Regions from separate parts of the Homo sapiens genome. Here region 1 is linked to region 2. Evidence: read pairs that join two places in POLR2A ChIA-PET (ENCODE). Cell type or tissue: K562. All regions are shown on one strand. Each heading gives the region's core, and the rest is flanking DNA. Links, peaks and the distances in the headings are about the cores only.

What was found. Peaks named below come from ENCODE experiments on the same cell type or tissue, not always from the same donor. Only the 100,000 strongest peaks of a DNase experiment are listed, where the experiment ranks them.
Region 1: POLR2A ChIA-PET joins it to region 2 with 5 read pairs; 16 of 35 experiments call an interaction of 5 or more read pairs at or near these places.

The regions. Positions count from the first base shown.
Region 1 is chr15:75,035,858-75,043,709 of GRCh38, forward strand. PPCDC (phosphopantothenoylcysteine decarboxylase) reads left to right here. Exons shown (of 6, transcript NM_021823.5): 3 at 7,584-7,679. Among named protein-coding and RNA genes, the nearest start is that of PPCDC, 16 kb to the left of the region's middle. RefSeq lists enhancers at 568-1,068, 7,010-7,099, 7,190-7,499, 7,224-7,852, 7,540-7,852 and a silencer at 1,418-1,656. In K562, for the core only: no CTCF peak of the experiment used is centred there; a DNase peak (open chromatin) is centred at 3,499.
Region 2 is chr15:75,174,745-75,181,884 of GRCh38, forward strand. No RefSeq gene overlaps it. Among named protein-coding and RNA genes, the nearest start is that of C15orf39, 24 kb to the right of the region's middle. RefSeq lists enhancers at 2,673-3,232, 2,789-2,888. In K562, for the core only: a CTCF peak has its summit at 3,899; DNase peaks (open chromatin) are centred at 3,157 and 3,847; H3K4me3 peaks cover 589 bases.

The DNA.
Region 1 (7,852 bases), core at 2,229-4,728, 140 kb before region 2:
TCTGGAGGCTGAGGCAGGAGAATCTCTGGAACCCAGGAGGCAGAGGTTGCAGTGAGCCGAGATAGTGTCATTGCACTCCAGCCTGCACAGAGCAAGACTGTGTCTCAAAAAAAAAAAAAAAAAAAAGGAAAAAAACTTTTTTCTAAGTGGTGTCAGCAGGGGACTAAGCCGGGAGCTGCCTTTCAGGAATTCTGTAGCATATGGGGGATTCTTTTTTAATGCCCAGCGCTGCTTCTACCAGGACCCACAAAGGTGTAAGAGAAAGCCAAGGAAGGCTCCTGCCCTCAGGGAGTTTCTGCCCTGCCAGGGCTCCTTGGCATTTGCTGGGAAAAGGTCAAGGTAAATGAGTAAACGGTCAGAATTATTTAGTATCATAGAAGATAACACATGGTTTTATTTATTTATTTATTTATTTTAATGTGTACAGGGCCCAGCCCTTGGCTCCCAGGACCTTTTGGTGGAGTGAATGAAAATAAAAGAACAAAGCCCATAGGGCTGATGAATCAGATCAAGTGACATCCCTCTAAAACCAGAAAAACTAGTCTGGGCCTGCTAGACAGCACTGGGGTCAGTCAGGGTCACCTCCAAGGAGAGTCAGCTGCTTCAGTGGGTCAGAGGTGGGGCATCAGGAAAGACCCGCCCATCACATACTCTTCGCATTACTCCTTAGTGAAGACCTTGACCCCAGGAGGCTCCCTAACAATGTGACTGTAACCTGGGAGGGTGGCTAGAGAGTGGAGCCTCTGAGAGGTTAGGCAAAGAGCTTAGAGGGAAGATCTCAAGCAGGGTGAGAGGCTTAACAGGACCCCGGGTGGAGCTCCCCAGGGGACAGTGGGGGCCTAAAGGCTCTGAGACCTTGAGTGACGGTGTAGGGAAGGAAGAAAGGGTAGAGTTGAGAGGGAGGCGAGAACCCCTGAATCAAGGGCATTACCAATTTGGGGATGATTCTTTTTATTTTTTTATTGATGGATGATTGATTGATTATTTTTTTTTTGTAGAGAAGGAGTTTTGCCCTGTTGCCCAGGCTCATCCCAAACTTCTGAGCTCAAGCAATCCGCCCGTCTCTGCCTCCCAAAGTGCTGGGATGACAGGCATGAGCCACCATGCCTGGCGCCCAATTTGGGGATGATTCTGAAGGCCAGCACTAGGCAAGGTTCTCCGCTTTGCAAACTGGAAGATGGTTTTGGGAGCTGGGGAGAGTGGAGGACCTAGACCTTCAGGAAGTAGCTTTCCAAATTTCAGAATAGAGGCGATGAACCTGGGACATTCTTAAGTAGCAAATGGTTCAGGATGGTTGGGAAGCTCTTAGAAATGAAAGATGGTGGTCCCATGAGCAGAAGCAGGCAGTGTATTAGCAGAGATGTGGTCTCTGGCTACCTGAAGCCTTCTGTTGAAGGAGCTGGAAAACAGTTAAGTGGAAGGGAGGACATGTAACCAGAGATGAAGGAAGAATGTGGTCCAGAGCCCCCCAGGGTGAGCTGAAGCTTATGGCAAAACTCAGGAGGCTCGAGAGGGCTGTTTTATGTATTTGGAAGAAGAACAATGAAGCAGTGTCTGGTGCTGGAGGCCAGTGGTAACATTAGCAGAGGATAAGAAGAAATGGGAGGGGCTGGGCGCGGTGGCTCATGCCTGTAATCCCAGCACTTTGGGAGGCAGAGGCATGTGGATTGCCCTAGCTCAGGAGTTCGAGACCAGCCTGGCCAACATGGTGAAATCCTGTCTCTAGTAAAAATTCAAAAATTAGCTGGGCATGGTGGCGCATGCCTGTAATCCCAGCTACTTGGGAGGCTGAGGCAGGAGAATTCCTTGAACCTGGGAGGTTGCAGTGAGCCGAGATTGCGCCGCTGCACTCCAGCCTAGATGACAAAGTGAGACTCTGTTGTTGTTGTTGTTGTTGTTTTTAACAAAGAAATGGGGGGATTCTTTGATCTCATTTTGTTCATCTTCTCTTTTGAGCTTGTGGTGGTAGGAGGGACCTGAACCGAGGCTGGGTGATTCATCTCCTGTCCTGGGCAAGTTCTCTCCTGGGGTGCTAGGGTACTGTGGTTGGTGACCTACAGGAAGTGTGGGAAACGTCAAAGGGGCCAGGGGCAGGAGATGGCTAGTATCCATTTATCAAAAAGGTGAAGGAGGTGAGCTCCACAAATTGCTACAGATGAGGCTTGTAAGTGCTAAGAAAAGCTAGATTGGGATCACTAGGAACAAGGCATATCGATTTTAGTTTATGTTTTGGATAGTAGACAAAGTATTTTTCGATTTAGATGAGGCCTTTGATGGAATCCTAGGACCTCTCCCTAGACCACCTGGGGATGTTGTCAGCATGTTATAGCCAGTGAAAGATCCAACTTGGAAAGAGTTTCTTCTTGGTTCTTTCTCACCCCTTGCTCTGCTGCCACACCCACGCCCGTGGACATTGTGGGTGGCCTCTGCCCTTGACTTTGTTCTGTTCATAATTTGGATTAGTGTCTCTGGGGGCTACTGATGGTGGTGCTGGCTGAGAGGAGGAGCAACAGGATTGAGCTCTCAGGAGCTCTCTGTAGGCTGAGCAAACAGCAGACCAACTCTGGTGAGGGGAAGTTTACCAGGGACATGTGAGGGACAGCATTTGGGACCAGAAAAATAACTGCTCAGATACAGCCTGGCGCTTGTGGCTTAGTAGCAGCATGAATGAGAATAATTTTTTTGAGTTTTTGCTGATTGCAAACTCCATACATCAGCAGAGGGATGTGGCCACCAGAAGAGCTGCTGTGGGCTCAGGCTGCACCAATAGACATGACGCTCTAATTTCTTCATGAACCTAACAGTGGGGTTGCCTTCTCCGACCCCTGGAGGCAGAGTAAATGGCTCTCACCTGTGGGTTCGTCACTTCTGGGAAATTTAATTTAATTTTTTTTTTGTAATTTTCTCCTATTTTTCTGTTCTCTCTGGAACTCTTTAATCGTCAGATTTTTTAACCTACTGAATTGATTCAATTTTCTCATCTTTTTTCTACTATTATCCGTTTCTTTATCTTTTTTTTTCTCCTTTCTGGAAGATTTCTTTTAGACTTGTGTTGAATTTTTTATTTCACTGTTTATAATGTTAATTTCTAAGAGTTCTTTTTTGTTCCTTGAATACTCATTTTAAAAAGTGTTATGTTCTTGTTTCTTGGGTGTAGTCTCTCATCTTTAAGTTTTCTTCTCCCTCTATTGTCTCTGGGTTTCTATTTTCTGTTTGTTTGTGTAATCTCTTTCTTGCTAGAGGACTCTCCTCAGATATCTGATACTCCTTGGCTGTTCTTATTTGGGTGCCAAAAGTTGATTGGAAACTCTGTCTTCACTGCCAGGGACTTGGTACTCATCTGGTATTGAAATGTTTTGTTGGTGGACCTCTGAATTCCATATCTGAAGGTTTCCTTCCCTACCACATCTCCCTACTGCCAGGGTTATTTGTTTTTTCCAGAAGGACCCTATCAGTAGTCTCCTGCCTGGTTGACCTTGCGTTCTTAGGGTCAAGTAGGGGAAGCAGGCTTGGGTCTCTGTTTGGTCTGTAGATACTCACTTCTGCTCCAGGACTCCTTTGACCTCTGTTGTGCTAACTCTGCAAGGGTAGTATGTTTGGCTGCCTTGGGTGGGAAGAAGACCTGGGGGGACTTTAGCTGTTCCTTCTACAGGTCAGGAAGTCCTCCTGTATTCAGCTATCTGCCTCATGCTCACCTTTGTGGTACTCACTGCCTCAAGTCCTAGGCTCCTGGGCTCTAATTGGCTTGTGTCTCAGTTACTGTGTAGGCTTTGGATATTTTCTTTTCTCATCTAATCTAATCTTATCTTGTAGGATCTGCTCTGCTAGTGCTTCCTTTCGCTTCCATCTTCTGAAAGCGCATTGGCACGTCTTAACTGCTGTTGGTTCCTCTTCTTTTTGTTCTTGAGAATTTACTTCTTTTCTTTCTTTGTTTTTTTTTTTTTGAGATGGAGTTTCACTCTTGTTGCCCAGGCTGGAGTGCAATGGTGCGATCTCAGCTCACTGCAACCTCCACCTCCCAGGTTCAAGCGATTCTCCTGCCTCAGCCTCCCGAGTAGCTGGGATTACAGGCATGCGCCACCACACCCGGCTAATTTTGTATTTTTAGTAGAGATGGGGTTTCTCCTTGTTGGTCAGGCTGATCTCGACCTCCCCACCTCAGGTGATCTGCCCACCTTAGCCTCCCAAAGTGGGATTACAGGCGTGAGACACCATGCCCAGCCGTTCTCTTCTCTTCTATTCCTTGACAAGGTCTCACTTTGTCACCCAGGCTGGAGTGCAGTGGCATGATCTTGGCTCACTGCAGCCTCGACTTCCTGGGCTCAACTGATCCTCCCACCTTGGCCTCCAGAGTAGCTGGGACTATAGGTGTGTGCCACGATGCTGGCTAATTTTTTTGTATTAGAGATGTGGTTTCACCACGTTGCCCAGGCTGGTCTTGAACTCCTGGCCTCAAGCAATCTGCCTGCCTCAGTCTCCCAAAGTGCTGGGATTACAGGCGTGAGCCACTGAGTTTAGATCGTTTTAAAAAAAATTACTTTACTTTTATTTTAATGGGCTTCTGGGAGGGAGCAGAGTTTACCTTATTTAACTAAAAGCTTTTTCTTCTATTTAACCTTTATATGTTCTTTTGCTTTAAATTTATCTTTTTATACAAGATATTGATGGATTAAACAATATCCAAGATAAGAATCTGAATTTTAATACAGAAGATGAGCCTGTTATATATTTACTATAATTATTATTATATTAGGATTTACCTATGCTGTCTTATTTAATGCTTGCTTGCTTTTTATTTTTTTATTTTTTTATTTTTTTTGGAGTTAGGGTCTCACCCTTTCACCCAGGCTGGAGTGCAGTAACTTGATCTCTGCTCACTGCAGCCTCTGCCTTCCCAGGCTCAAGGGCTCCGCCCACTTCAGCTTCCCGAATATAGCTGGGACTACAGGCGCACACCACCATGCCTGGCTAATTTTTGTATTTTTTGTAGAGATGGGGGTCTCACCATGTTGCCCAGGCTGGTGTTGAACTCCTGGGCTCAAGCAGTCTGCCTGTCTCGGCCTTCCAAAGTGCTGGGATTACAGGCATGAGCGTAATCCCATTACTGCTCCCGGCCAAATGCTTTATCATATATTCTCTCTGCTTCTTTTTCTCCTTTCGTATCCTTTATGTGTAGATTGAATTTCCTTCTGTGGGTTTGAAAGGTAAAGGTTATTCTTCTTATGGTTACCATAACTTATTGTGCCCTCTTCTTTACCTCATCACTATCTTGTGTCTTCCCCACGAAAGAGACAGGGCCTTCAGCATGGCCCCGCCCTGCCCTGCTCTCCCAACCTGTGCTGGCCCAGTGGCATCTCCAGGACTGGGTTCCGGGGAGGGATAATGCAGCCCTGCTCATTTGCCATCTTACTCAGAACTGGGCAAGGCTTATTCAGGGCCATCCTAGGGAGACTCCAGCATTCAGTGGGAGTTTGGTTTAAATGACCTCTAGGCTGGGCATGGTGGTTCATGCTTGTAATCCTAGCACTTTGAGAGGCCAAGGTGGGTGGATTGCTTGAGCCTAGGAGTTTGAGATAATTCTGGGCAACATGGTGAAACACTGTCTCTACCGAAAATACAAAAAATTAGCTGGGCATGGTGACATGCACCTGTAGTCCCAGCTACTCAAGAGGCTGAGATGGGAGGATCACCTGAGCCCAGGGCAGTTGAGGCTGCAGTGAGCCATGATCACACAACTGCACTCTATCCTGGGCAATGGAGTAAGACTCTGTAAATAAATAAATAAGTGATGGACCTCTGAAAAGGTCCTTGAGGTTTTTTTGCAGGTTCTGGGCATGGTAGATCCTAAGGGGGAGTGAGATGGAGAATGGACAAGTCAATAGAACTCAGAACGCCAGACTTTCTGAAGTTCTTCCTCAGTCTTCTTCTCTGAGACTTCTACTCCTTGGTCCTAGCTTTGTTCCTAGGCGCTGTGCCGCTGTGTCATCCACCCTGCCCTGTACAATATGCAGGAAGCAAGCGAGGAGGGGGTGCCTCAGAGAGACAGTAAGGAGGAATGAGGACAAGGTGGAATTGGCATGGGCACGTCCTACAGAGTGAGAGGCAGGCCTTAGGGCACCACGTCGCTCTCACGTAGGAATGTGTGTCCAGCAGCGCCTAGCCTTCAGCTTTTCACAAGAACTCAGGAAATTGAATTTTCTATGCGAAATCTTCCAACTTGGACATGTTGGCTCAAAAATGTTAATAATCTTGTGTAGGCCAAACAGCATGTCTATAGGCTGGGTCTGGCCCAGACATGGCCCATGACTATAGCTCTGGCTGGTTGATGGTTCTGTCCTTGTCACCCTTGACTTTTCTTTCTTCTGGATAAATGTCCAGAGAAACAAATGTCCTCTCCTGATTCATTGGTTTCCCCCAAAGATGTGGTTCCCTATACACCCCTCTCCCCAACAGCTACTTCCTCTGGGCCCCTGTACTTTGCCAGCTCGTTAGTCTAAAATCTTGTTTTACAGGCTGGGTGCGGTGGCTCACGCCTGTAACACTAGCACTTTGGGAGACTGGGGCGGGTGGATCACCTGAGGTCAGGAGTTTGAGACCAGCTTGGCCAACATGGTGAAAAACCTCGTCTCTACTAAAAACACAAAAATTAGCCAGGCGTGGTGGTGTGCACCTGTAATCCCAGCTACTCGGGAGGCTGAGGCAGGAGAATGGCTTGAACCTGGGAGGCGGAGGTTGCGGTGAGCCGAGATCATACCACTGCACTCCAGCCTGGGCGACAAAGTAAGACTCCATCTCAAAAAAAAAAAAAAAAAAAAATCTTGTTTTACAAATGATAGCCAACCCATCTAGTGCCCTTCACACTCCTGGGTGCTGTTTTTCACAGCCATGTGTTCTGTTAAGCAGATTGCAGGCAGCCCTGGTTTGCGTTAGTAATTTCTTAGTGAATGGGTAGTGTACACCAGGTAAACCTCATTCTCACCCCATGAGTGTAGGGCACACACAGGCTGGGTTCTCCAGGAGCCTGTCTGCAGCCTGTGCCCACGAGGACTTGTTCCTAGAAGTACGTGAAGGGATACTGTCTGCTTTCTCTTCGGGTCATGCATGCACAGAGGACATGCCGCGCCCCAGCCCCCAGCGCCTTGGCCTGCAGAGGGCAGAGCTGCTGTGTGGCACAGAACTCAGGACCTATGAGCCTCCTTGGGTGGCCCCTCCTGCCTGCTGTGGCCTCTGCGGCCCTGGCCTTGACTTCCTTTCCTGTCACTTGCGTGCCTCTGCCACTGGGCCTACCTCTGCCCGAGTGGCAGGAGCTTGCAGCTTTGTATATACGGGCAGTTGGTGACTCATTCCTCAGCAGCCCCTCAGATAGGGAAGTGAAACAGCCACACCTGATAGGGCCTGACCTTTGGGTGACAGCAGAAGTAGCTAAGCAGACATGAGGCTTGCAGCTAAGGAGGGAAGTCCTCTCTCAAGCCAGCCTGTGAAGACAGCACCTGCCTGCCCTGACCCTCCTGTGGCCTCCAGGCCTGTGGCTCTGGTAACAGTTTCTTCCTCCCTCCCCGCCACCCCCTTCTTCTTGGTGACAGCTGGAAGTAGCAGTGGTCACAACTGAGAGAGCCAAACATTTCTACAGCCCCCAGGACATTCCTGTCACCCTCTACAGCGACGCTGATGAATGGGAGGTCAGTGCTGGGGCCCCTGGGCTGAGTTCCATTGAGTTTCCACCAGCAGGACAGAACAGTCCTCCCTACGGCCTATGGTCTGGCAGCTGGAACAGACAGGCTGGGCTCAAGTCTGTGGTCAGGGCCCTCTGGGCAGAGGCAATGAAGAAAACATCTGTCTAGCTTCTGGCCTG
Region 2 (7,140 bases), core at 2,453-4,952:
TTCCCCCATGCATTTTGAACAGGGAACCTGCAATTTCATTTTGTATTGGGCCTTGCAAATTATATAGCAAATCCCACAGGCAGTGCTGTGTTGTGGCCTGCCAGCTCTCACTAGGTCACAGTTCACTTTCTGTGATGTCATGTTGGTAGCTTTGAAATGGCCACGGTGGGCCGGGCGCGGTAGCTCACGTCTATAATTCCAGCACTTTGGGAGGCTGAGGCTGGTGGATCATCTGATGTCAGGAGTTCGAGACCAGCCTGGCCAATGTGGCGAACCCGTCTCTACTAAAATACGAAAATTAGCTGGGTGTGGTGGTGGACGCTTGTAGTCCCAGCTACTCAGCAGGCTGAGGCAGGAGAATAGCTTGAACCCAGGAGGTTGAGGTTGGAGTAAGCCAAGATCTTGCCATTGCACTCCGGCCTAGGCAACAAGAGCGAAACTTGTCTCAGAAAAAAAGAAAAAAAGAAATGGCCATGGTGAGTATTAACAGCACGGAAATAGGGCAAACACTGCAAAACAGAACTTTTATTTTATTTTATTTTATTTTAGATGTAGTCTCACTCTATTGCCCAGGCTGGAGTGCGGTGGTGTGATCTCAGCTCACTGCAACCTCTGCCTCTCAGATTCAAGTGATTCTCCTGTCTCAGCCTTTTGAGTAGCTAGGACTACAGGTGCGTGCCACCTTGAACACCCAGCTAATTTTTGTATTTTTAGTAGAGATGGGGTTTCACCATATTGATCAGACTAGTCTTGAACTCCTGACCTCAGGTGATCCACCTGCCTCGGCCTCCCAGAATGCTGGGATTATAGGCATGAGCCACTGCGCCTGGCCTAGAACTTTAAAAAAATGTATGTAGAGCTGGTTTTTAACATTTACCAGCATAGCACTGTATAGAGTACCCAATAAAAGTCGGAAACTTCTTATCCTTGTTAATTTAATTGGTTAAATAGGGCAGGCCCAAACTTCTAGGAAGACAGTGCAGAGGCATGGAAGGAAGGCTAAGGAAGAAAACAGCTTAGTAAGTGCCAGGCACTGGTCCAAACCATTTCACCACCTTTTCAGGAATGAGGAAATAAGCTCAGAAAAGTAGTGGGACTCAACCAAAACCACACATCAGGCCAGCTACTGAGCTAACATTCGGACCCAATGTCCTAGCTCTTCTCACAGCAAAAGGAGAGGTGTTCTTTTTAAAACTAGAGATAGGGTCTCACTATGTTGCCCAGGTTGTTCTCAAACTCCTGGGCTTAAGCAATCCTCCTATCTTGGGCTCCCAAAGTGCTGGGATTACAGGCATGAGCCACCATGCCCAGAGAGGTTCTTTAGAGTCACATGTCTCTCTCTCTCTCTTCCTTTCCTTTCTTTCTTTTTTTTTCTTTTTTTTTCTTTCTTTCTTTTTTTTTTTTTTTGAAACGGAGTCTCACTCTGTTGCCCAGGCTGGAGTGCAATGGCACAATCTCGGCTCACTGGCAACCTCCACCTCCCAGGTTCAAGCAATTCTCCTGCCTTGCCCTCCCAAGTAGCTGGGACTATGACTATAGGCACATGCCACCACGCCTGGCTAATTTTTGTATTTTTAGTAGAGATGGGGTTTCACCACGTTGGCCAGGCTGGTCTCGAACTCCTGACCTCAGGTGATCCACCTGCCTTAGCCTCCCAAAGTGCACAGGGCCTCGCACAGGGTTCTGAACTCCAGGAATAAACTGGGGCTCAGGAGTAGGCAGGAGGGGGGCTGGCGAAGGACCTAGAAGTTCCCACCCTGGGCTCTTGATCTCTTGCAGTAACTTCACAGCCTGAGGCAGAAGCCTAGATGAATGAGAAGCAGGACAGAATGTTCCAGCAGCCACCAACTAGAGCAGAGACACAAATATTTACTAAGCCTAGGGGCCTCCCCAACATGCCGGCAGAGTTGGAGGGAACAAGTGTATGAGGCCTCTCTCTGTAAGGGCAGGGAATACATGGCAGGGAGAAGCCCCATGGAGAGGTCTCCCCTGACTCCAGCCTATCCGTCACATTGGTATATGAGTCCCTCACACCCTCAAGTATGTAAAGCCAGTCACAAAGCACCTTCTCAGCCATGGGCAGCGTGGGGAGCTGATCTCCATCTTATAAATGAGGAAACTGAGGCCCACAGAGGGAAGATAACATACCCAAAGCCAGAGGGCTGGGAAATGCTAGAGTCTGCAGTGGAAGGCTGGACTGGAAATGCTGCCCCCAATACCAGTAGTCTCCAATCCTGCATCTGCCCACCACACCCCCTCCCCAGGAACTTCTCTTGACCCTGGCTGGCCTCCTCCCTGACTGACCCCCAGACCCTCTTCTTTGGTGAGATCTTTTGCACCCTTACTTCCTGCAGCTCCCGGGCTGTTCTCTTCCCAGGTTAACCTCCCCTTTCTTCTTTTTTTTGAGACAAGGTCTCACTCTGTCACCCAGACAGGAGTGCAGTGGCACGATCATGGCTCATTACAGCCTTGACCTCCAGGGCCCAAGCAATCCTCCCATGTCAGCCTCTCAGGTAGCTGGGACCACAGGCATGTGCCACATTTTTAATTTTTGGTAGAGATGGTGGTCTCACTATATTGCCCAAACTGGTCTGAAACAATCCCCTTCCCCAGCCTCCCAAAGTGCTGGGATTACAGGTGAGTGCTATCCCACCCAGCCCATCCCCTTTCTTCCTATTTCCCACCTCAGAGAAGCCTTCTCACCTCACACCTCTCTCTCCAAATCGTGCCCCTCCTCCCTCATCTAGCTGAGGCCTGGCCTCTTATCCAGGAAGCCCTCCTGGACTGCTCCCAGTTACAGGGCTCTTGGGCTCTCAAGATTGCATGAAGTATGTTCATATTGTACTGTCTATTTAAAAAAAAAAAAGCGCATGAGAGACTAGCACACGGGTTTAGGTCCTAGTTGCAGCTGTCGCCAACTTCCTAGGGTGACCTCAGGCTCCCCTGCTCTCTCTGAGCCTCAGCTCCCTCATCTGTAGGCAGCCTGCCTGCCTCACCAGGGAATGGAGAGTCTAGATGAGAAAACCCTGGCAGTGGGCACAGGTCACAGCTGTTGGGGTTTTTGCTGGCATCAGCATTGCACCCTCTAGATCTGTTCCCATCCATTACCATCTGGCCACACACTGCCTTGTTCTTGCTCTCCCCTAGGGGTGGGAGGCCTGTGTCTGGCTGGAGAGCCCAGTTCGAGAGGGTGCTGTGTGTGCAGGGAGCCCTGCTGTTCCCCACTGGCCCCAGTGAGCCAGGCCCTGGCTTGGGGCTGGAAAGAGCCCAGGACTGGGAATCGCTGCCCTAAGTGAGGAGCCCCAACCCCTAAGCAGTTCTGCCCTTCAGCCCTTCAGGGTGTTAACTTTGCCTAGCCAAGAGCAAACTCTCTTTCTCTGTGCCAGGAGTAGTAGAGCCCCTGGGAAATGCTGTTTTTGTCCCCTGAGGCAGACTTTTGGGGAGTCCAAAAAAGGGCTCCCCACGGTGCCGGCTATCACAGAACAGGAGACAGGAGCAGGAGACAGGCCGGGAAGATGCGGCGACTGGGGGACCGGATAGGAGGGCCCTTGTCCTGAGGCTGCGTAGGCATAGCAAGCTCCGGGATTTTACTTCGTTGGAATGTTCTTTTGAGCTACTTTGGGGGCCGTGACTGAGAGAGCTCGTGGGGGACTCAGGCCCTTTCAGAGTCACCCGTGTGGCTCGGCCACTGCGCCAGGTCTTGGAACATCTAAGGCAGAAACAGGACCAACACCCGCAAGCCTCCAACAGCCCCTGGGGCTCCGTCCAGCCGTTGGGGTGGAGGGGTTGGGGGGAGGTGCAGGGGCGGGCACTGTGGGGGGTGGGGCGGGGCCGGTGGCCGCGACTCCACCCCGCGCCCCTAGTCGAGTAAACAAGCCACGGGCGGCGCCTGGGGGCCGCTCCTGCAAGCCGGGGCGCTGGGTTACATCACGGTTCCCTGGAGACTCCCGCCCCAGCGGCCGGGTCCCTGAGGCCCGCGCCCGCCCGCCGCCTGTGTCCGAGAAGCAGAGAGCTGGCAAGGGCCCGCCAGGGCGGGAAGGCTCCCACGTTTTCTCCGGAGGCCCCTGGGACTTTGTTGCAATTGGGTTCAGCCCGGGCATGGGCTGAACGTGGACGCGCGGGAACCGCGCCTCGGTTTCCCCATCTGTGAAACCTGGAGGCTGTATTAGGATTCTGTGCCTCCTATTAGGATTCAGCTGGGGGAAGGAGAGCGGCAGCCAGGGCCAGGGCCAGGGCCAGTCCCAGGCAGGCTGTGACTGGAGCCGGGCTTTCTACGTTAGGGTTTTGGTGGGTACCCGCTCAGCCACGTGCCAGAATGCACCCTCCCTCTGAGGGGACATGGAGACCACTCGCTGGGCCAAGGCACAGCAAGGACGACCTTGTATCCTAGCATTCTCCTGTCCCCACTTGCTGCTGGACACGGACCCTCTAGGTAAAATTCAACAATAGTTCCTGCCAGCCACCCTCACGGCGGGTTTGTGCCAGTGCTTTGGGAAAGATGTTGGGTTGCCCACTTAGGCGGGAGGGAGATTTCTGCTCAACATCAACAACTCAATCTACCACGGAGCCTGAGCCACTGGTCTGGAGGAAGCTGCGGGGGAGGCAGGGGTCGTGGGCACCCAGCTTGGGGACACTCAAGCAGAGTACGGGCTAGGCACGGGGAAGAAGGTGGCAGAGGGCATGCTTGCCAGCGTCTCCAGGAGCTGTCCTGCCCTGGGGTTCCATGATTTAATGATTCTGCACCTGCACCATCTGATAAGGTAGCCGCATATGACTGTTGAGCACTTGAAATGTGTGGGAACCCACTAGGAGCCCCAGAGTTGGCATAAACATTATTTTAAGCTGAAGACATTTGAGATTCAACAGACGCAGAAAAAAGCCTCCTAGGAGCTTCCTTTATCTGACAAAAAGCAGTAACTTCTGGGAAGTAAGGCTACCATAAACTCTGTCATAGGGGTAGTTTCATGGCCCCAAGAAGACAGAGCGACCACTCATACCTATATAGACAAATATTTCACAAACTTTATCACCTGTCGGTTCTCTTAAAACCCCATTTGTCTTTGCTAAAGAAACCTATTTGTTTTTCCCACAGAAGCCCTTTCTTTCCCCTCCCTTTTCCCTACTAAGTTAGGTATATAAGCCTTCAACTCTATTTAACCAGCCAGCTACGTCCTTTGTTGGTACGGTATGCAGACATAATAAACTTCTTCTCCTGTTAATCTGTCTTTTGTCAGTTTAATTCGAAAGCTGCAATCACAGAACAAGAGAGTGTAGAGGAAAAGTTTTTTCCTCTCCTGCAGGGGCTAGTACACATTGATATGGGCAGTAAGTGTAACATATACACAGGATTTAGGAGACTTAGCATGAAACAAAAGAATGTGAAATATCTTAATAATTTTGTATATGATTAAATATTGAAATGGTAACACAGGGTTCCATTAGATAAATTGGGTTCTCTTAAATATATTGCTAAAATTGATTTCATCTGTTTCTCCTTACTGTCTGCTAGAAAATTTCAGATAACATATGGCTCCTATTTTATTTCCATTGAATAGCATTGCTAAATGTCAGGTGACCTTGTGTCTTTGGGTTGGCTTTTCCCAAGCAACACCACCACATCTCTATTAACTGAATGCTCTTGTGTCGAGTCCTGAGCAGCGTGGGCAGTGGAGAGTGGAAGAGGAGGGGGCGCAGTGCCAGCCCTCGGGGAGCTGCCAAGCCCCTCTTGGCTTCCAACTTGGTCTGGCCACATCCTCCTGCAGTCCTGCTTCCCCTCCTCCACAGGACAGTCAGGCCAGCAGAAAGCTGGGCAGAGGGTTCTGGGGCTGGCCAGGGCTCTGAGAACTCAAGGAGGGAGTTCTGTGTGGGCCAAGGATTCAGAAGACAGTGTGGCCAGCAGCCAGGAACTATGACTGCACCGAGTGCTGTTCCCATGCCCAGGACCACAGATGCATCCCGGGCCTCACTGCCCAGCACCTCCCGGCTTAGTGGCCACAGAGTCCTCTTCCTGCTCTGCCAAGCACCATCTGGCTGTGGTGGAACAGGCTCCCCTGCTCTCCCATCCTCTCTGCCATCTCCCATTCCCTAGGCCTTGCTGGATTAAAACATTTTCCTGATAATCATTCAGGGATATAGGCTAAGGTCTGAGAAAGTAAGCTACCCTAAGGCCCCTGAAAAAATAAAACAAAATAACAAACTGTAGTTGGTATTTCTGATGAACAGCCCACACCTGGCAATTTAGAGGGATGGTCCCGGTTGGTGTGACCCAGGTTTAACCCCTGCAGCTGATATGAATGTGACAGCTTTACAGCCCTGTAAAGCTAACCAGACCTGTACATAGTTAAACAACCTTATCTAACATTCCTCCTTCTTCTCCTATATAAACTTGCTCATAACAGCCAACACTCACACCATGCTTATTGTGTGCTAGGCACTGCTTTGGGGATCTTACATGCTTTTTTGTGTGTGTGTGTGTGTTTTTTTTTTTTTTTTTTTTTTTGAGACGGAGTCTCGCTCTCTCCCCCAGGCTGGAGTGCAGTGGCCCGATCTCGGCTCACTGCAAGCTCCACCTCCCAGGTTCACGCCATTCTCCTGTCTCAGCCTCCCAAGTAGCTGGGACTACAGGCGCCCACCACCACGCCTGGCTAATTTTTTGTATTTTTAGTAGAGAGGGGGTTTCACCGTGTTAGCCAGGATGGTCTCCATCTCCTGACCTCGTGATCTGCCCATCTCGGCCTCCCAAAGTGCTGGGATTACAGGCATGAGCCACAGTGCCTGGCCGGGATCTTACATGTATTAATTCATTTAAGGCTGGGTGCGGTGGCTCACGTCTGTAATCCCAGCTACTCAGGAGGCTGAGGACGGAAGAATTGCTTGAGCCCAGGAGTTTGAGACTAGCCTGGGCAACATAATGAGACCCTGTCTCTACAAAACATAAAACATTTACCTGGGTGTGGTTGAGTGCATCTGTAATCCCAGCTACTTGGGAGGCTGAGGTGGGAGGATCTTTTGAAGCTGGGAGTTTAAGACCAGCCTGGGTAACACAGCAAGACACTCCCCCTACAAAAATTAAAATTAAAATTAATACATGTAATTTGGATTAAATTGGATTTCAGGCACAACAAACCCGTGAAGTGAGTG